Linked DNA regions of Homo sapiens: region 2 is linked to region 1. The links are chromatin contacts, found by Hi-C or POLR2A ChIA-PET in ENCODE. All regions are on one chromosome and are shown on one strand. Each heading gives the region's core, a stretch centred on a gene start or an enhancer-like site at or near the end of the contact. The rest is flanking DNA. Distances are from core to core; before and after follow the strand shown. Region 1 overlaps ANXA2 (annexin A2). Region 2 overlaps RORA (RAR related orphan receptor A).

Evidence for each region. A loop is a pair of places that touch in the nucleus more often than their neighbours do. ChIA-PET counts read pairs that join two places held with the same protein, here RNA polymerase II (POLR2A). Pooled maps may share reads with other maps.
Region 2: a loop to region 1 is called in a map of naive thymus-derived CD4-positive, alpha-beta T cell, with 6 times the contacts of the local background. The contact joins two enhancer-like sites. A Hi-C loop is called at or near these places in 1 of 168 maps with a recorded cell type or tissue (naive thymus-derived CD4-positive, alpha-beta T cell), 7 of 37 single-sample maps with no recorded cell type and 17 of 50 pooled maps. POLR2A ChIA-PET finds 5 or more read pairs at or near these places in 3 of 52 experiments (MCF 10A, T-cell and naive thymus-derived CD8-positive, alpha-beta T cell).

The regions. Positions count from the first base shown.
Region 1 is chr15:60,358,513-60,361,212 of GRCh38, forward strand. ANXA2 (annexin A2) reads right to left here. Exons shown (of 13, transcript NM_004039.3): 5 at 2,429-2,542. Among named protein-coding and RNA genes, the nearest start is that of ANXA2, 38 kb to the right of the region's middle. Within about 2 kb of position 1,324, at least 8 of the 41 ENCODE cell types and tissues checked have a DNase peak (open chromatin) inside an H3K27ac peak, as active enhancers do.
Region 2 is chr15:60,578,883-60,581,582 of GRCh38, forward strand. All of the region lies in intron 2 of RORA (RAR related orphan receptor A), which reads right to left. The region is part of intron 3 of RORA-AS1 (RORA antisense RNA 1); the gene reads left to right. Among named protein-coding and RNA genes, the nearest start is that of RORA-AS1, 100 kb to the left of the region's middle. RefSeq lists an enhancer at 1,672-2,498. Within about 2 kb of position 1,374, at least 4 of the 41 ENCODE cell types and tissues checked have a DNase peak (open chromatin) inside an H3K27ac peak, as active enhancers do.

The DNA of each region.
Region 1 (2,700 bases), core at 74-2,573:
CTTATTAGCGTTTATATGCCCCGAAAAAGTAGTTTGTATAATATAAGCTAAGCCTCAGGTTAATGGTTAATTTTGAATTTTATTCTTCATCTAACCTTTGAGCCAATGGCTCTTCTTTCTGAGTTTTTAATCATGATTTGTAGAGGTTCCAGCAAAGCCAAAAATTCTCCCCTTGTTAGCAAAAGGTCCATACAGCATTCTACACAAATGTTATTAAATGACTACCGAGTATCTTTGAATATTTTGAGAGGCAGTTGTTCAATCTCAAGGATGATAGAAATATAGTCTAAAAATAACACACAGTGGGAGAAATGTTATATCCTGACATTGTAGAATTGCAAGACAGGCAGAATAATGTAAGATGTGTTTCCTTCCATCACTGATATACCAGTGGTAATATCTGAGAATTCCAATAGTGTTTTTATGTCTACATTCAAAGGTGACCTTGGCAATTTCCAAAGCCCGGCCCAAACTCTCCACAGACTGTCCACAATTCCTATCACAAGGGCAAATTCTACTGTAACATATGGCAGATACTGCCACCGGTACTGCCAGAAGTCAAAACAGATTTTTTTTTAAGCATAGTTCAGTTAATGTCACTTCAAGCTTTATGGATTTTGGACGGGTATTCAACTGTGATAGCTAATGGAAGAGCTGGCACAGGGTCAAAGCTTCAGCAGTTAAAGCACCTTCCATTGGGCCCAATTACATAGATTACAACAGTGACTGACAGCTCAAAAAGGTCTGTTTCAAGTCCCTAATACCTAGTAATAGATACCAGTAAAGCCACTCGAATCACAACTAAATAGATTCTTGATGAAAATAAGACAAACTGATCTGAAGTGTTGATGGTCAGAAGAAACCTAGGAGAGGCTGACTCATCCCTGCCTCCAAAGGTCCACAGACTCGGTTTTCAGGAGCGCTATTTTTATCAACCAGGATCATGAAATGTTGTCGACATTTTATCATTCTTAATGACGTCTTTTCTGCAGTACAGTCTACTTAGGAAACTCAGACAAGTCCGCTAAAATAAACTGAGCACAGCTTGGGCTAAGCTGAAGAACTAAAGGAAGAAAGAGACTTAACAACAAATCTTACAGCAGCCCTGAGCTATCAAATTCCAGGCTTTGGAGATGCCCAGTGTCCGAAGCACCCTCACTCTTGTGTTCTCTGGGAAAAGGATGACAACTGAACTGTGACATTAGCTCTGGTGACAGGCTTACAGCTCAGACTGTTCATAATTCAGGAACAGTGGCATCAGAGAAAACAGACTCGGAATAAAAAATCAAGACCAATGGTTTCCCTCATCTACAGCGCAGACTTTACCCATGTATATCAGCAGAGGGCAGTGTCGGACTGTTCAAATGCTGCAGACCCACACTAAGAAAAGGGTCCAAATGTGTTGCAGTACAACATACATTAATGTGTGTGCATCTATTGCATTTATATAAAACTTGATGTTGGCCAGGCGCGGTGGCTCACGCCTGTAATCCTAGCACTTTGGGAGGCCAAGGTGGGCAGATCACCTGAGGTCGGGAGTTTGAGACCAGCCTGACCAACATGGAGAAATCCCGTCTCTACTAAAAATACAAAATTAGCTGGGCGTAGTGGCGCATGCCTGTAATCCCAGCTACTCGGGATGCTGAGGCAGGAGAATCTCTTGAACCCGGGAGGCAGAGGTTGCAGTGAACTGAGATCGCGCCATTGCACTCCAGCCTGGGCAACAAGAGCGAAATCCATCTCAAAAAACAAAACAAAACAAAACAAAAAACTTGATATTTTAAGTATGCACAAAGTTCAGGAGGTTTCCAATCTACAGTTTTTACTTAATTTAACCTAAAATTCCAGGTTCAAAAGAACTTTACAAAAGAAAAACATAAAAGATAACGTGCATTGAGACTTCACAGTTACTTTCTCACAGGTACGATTCAGGTACGATTCTTCATCCAGAATTACCCCTTATATGCACTATGATGTTCTGATTCTGCCTGAATTTGAAACAAATGGTACTGACAGAGAGAGTATGGGAGGAAGAAACACCCACGAAAGGATGGGCAGAATTTGCAAGCTTCACTTAACAAAAGCTATGAGTTTTTTTTTCTTGCCTTAATATCACAACATATCTTTTTAAAGGAGGAAGTGTAATCAAGGAAGTAGTTTTCCCAAATGGTATTCCAATTGCCCAGGTGCTGAGTAGTAGCAGCTGGTAACTGACTTCTCAGCATCATGAAATTTCTTTACAGTCTTAAAACAAGTAATTGAAATATTTTTGGTACAAATCCTGAGACATATAACTTCAGTTCATTTTTAAAAAATGGTTCCAAATGAGAATTCAACAAAACTGAAAATCACCAAATTACACTCAGAAAGCTGTAATTCACAAAATTAATAGCAGATTTGACAGAGATGACATCTCACATGCATTTACCTTCATGGAAGCTTTTAGCTCAGAAGCGTCATACTGAGCAGGTGTCTTCAATAGGCCCAAAATCACCGTCTCCAGGTGGCCAGATAAGGCTGACTTCAGTGCTGATGCAAGTTCCTTCAAGATAACAGGCAATCATAAGGAAAATATTTATTTTACTTTAAAACTAGTGAGTAAAACAAAAGTAAGAGGGATCTTTTTGTGAAGCAGGTTGTGAGTCTTTGACCACTCCGGAGTCTTGGGTCAAACGCCCTCAACTGCATTCCCTTCAACAG
Region 2 (2,700 bases), core at 124-2,623, 220 kb after region 1:
CCTCCTGAGTAGCTGGGACTACAGGCGCCCGCCACCATGCCCAGCTAATTTTTTGTATTTTCAGTAGGGATGGGGTTTCACCATGTTAGCCAAGATGGTCTCGATCTCCTGATCTTGTGATCGATCCGCCTGCCTCGGCCTCTCAAAGTGCTGGGATTACAGGTGTGAGCCACCGCGCCCGGTTTTTTTTTTTTTTTTTTTTTTAACAGCAACTGCACAGTAATGAAGAATACCATGACTGCTGGTACAGCTTGGCATTACCGTCCTGCTTCCTGCTAAGGTGCCAGCAGTTTTACCCACCAATGCTTTGCACCATTAATACAAATGGTCACCGTAGTAAAAAGGGGAAACAATGCCTCAGTATTGTTATGGAACTGGTTTTTATCTCTTGGAGCTTCTGAGAGGGCCTTGGGGCCCCGCAGGGGGTCCCTGGATCACACATTGAAGACCACTACTGTAGAGGATAGTATCTATAAATCCAAACGCTCTCTAATCTGCTAAATGCTTATGTCCTTGTGGGGTTCACGTAAAGAAGATTTAAAAGGTTTATTTCTGTCTCCACTCTCCTGCCCTTCCTGCTTAAAAAAAAAAATTCCATTGTGGTAGTTCAACATAAACTGTGTGTATAGAACAAAGAAATTACAGTACTGTTGATTTCATCAGCATTTTCTCCTAACAAAGAAAACTAGCTATTCTAACATGCTATTGAGAAAACTATTGAACTACCATGAGTTATAGGAAATATGACATGCTCAGTGCCCCCTCCATCTCACCTAAGTCCCAACTCTTTCCCAAACCTTTCACTTTGGGGGTATTTTGGATGAGCTCTTAGTAGTGTCCTCAGAAATAATTGGTTGTCCTAATTCAGCCCCATGCAAATTAATGCTCCCCTAAAGAGGCCTTATTATAATTTTCAACCCTTGATGTCTACATAATCCCCTATAGTTCTTTAACTTCTTGCTTTCTAACTTCTGTTTACCGATGCACTACTTTTGTCAGCTCAGTATAGCATCAATTAGTAACACAGTTGTGTTTATTAGGTCTCCCTAGAGCCTTGAGAAAGCTGCTTTGTATTTATTAATGACTACACAGAGCACTACTATTTTTCAATAGCACTTAAAAATGAGTAAATTACTGAAGATGAACTATAAAAGAACTTTAAATTTCAAAGGCAAGCAAAAAAAAAAGCACATTATTTAAAACCACTCATAATACTTGCATGGTTAATTTTATTTTCAATGTAATATCAAGAGAGAGGGAAGAAAGTCAAACCCAGACTCTTCTTCCTGTTCTACTTTTGGCATTTTGGAGTACACATGATTTGAGTTAGAGAACTGAAGCATAGATCTGGTGATTAATTAAGAGCTGGTTTAACAGGTCTAAATTTCATTATGTCACACACCTGTTAAGTAATGCACACCTGATTCAGCAGACATCCACCCACAAGGTTAATCTCAAAAAATTAAGCAATCAACAGGAAAGAAAAAAGAGGCATACTGCACTAACTTAGGTCCAGTTTTATGTTCTCAAGCATAATTCCAATCCACCAATTTGAAATGTATCCACTTTGTTTTCTCTTATTTTGTGAATAATTCCCTGTACTACATTAGGTGAAGTTAGAGTTGCCCACACTGGTATAGAATTCACTACTCAAGGAAACCAGAGAGACCAATCGCTCCTGTGATGAATCTTTCCGAACCAAACTTAAAGTGATGCCAGCAATTATGGCGTTCATTTGCCCTGCTTTTATATTCCTGGTCATTTATGAAATGAAGACGCTGATCTGCAAAAATCACTATGCATTCATGAAAGGAGCTCTGGGAGCTCCCCCTGAGGATCTGGCTATGAGGCAGAAACATACCTCAGTGCACTTCCTTTGTCTTGTGCTCCCTCTTTGATGTGCAAGTCACTGGTGGAGTAAGCTGTGATCGCTTTGATGTTGAACTTCTAGACTTTATTGTTACTAGCATGCCTACAAAGAGAGCTGTCAGTCATTTCTTACATCTGAACAACCATGTTTCTTTACAGCGCCTCTTTTACAAGCATCAATCCTTAAATACATGTTTTCACATTCCTGCTGATTACCACACTATCTTTGTTGGGGGAGGGCTGTGCTCAAATATAACTACAGCACCCACATTTTCTGTAAACACCCTGAGGCATCTTCAGATGGCTGGTAACCAACCTTCTTCAACAAGAGAAGCCCCAGTGCAAAACATATTTCTAGCAAACGAAAACATTCTGAAAACACTCGATCCATCTTAACAGTCGAAATGAGCAGTTTAGCCAATATTTCCCCTAAGCAGCCACTGAAATTGCATAGAAACTTCCAGGCCACTTCAAAAGGGATTCTGAACGTAACAGCAGCAGGGGGCTTAGAAAGACTGCCAAAACCCTGAGACATCTTAACTCATCTTAAACAACTTTGTTTCTCTGCAATAGTGGAAACAAAATGCTTCTGTTTTACGAGATTTTGCTTGTGGTAGAAACATTGCTTTTGAAATGGATTTCTATCAAACCAATTGTTTTGTTAAACAATATCATTTTCAAAAGTTGCTTGATGTTACGGATGCAACTTAAGAGGAGGAGGATTTTTCATAATCTTGTGTCTAGGGCAAACGTGGCTGTGAATGCAATGGAGGTACAATTTCTTAGATATATACAAAATAGGCGGTATGCAAATCTTTAAAGATCTCTGTT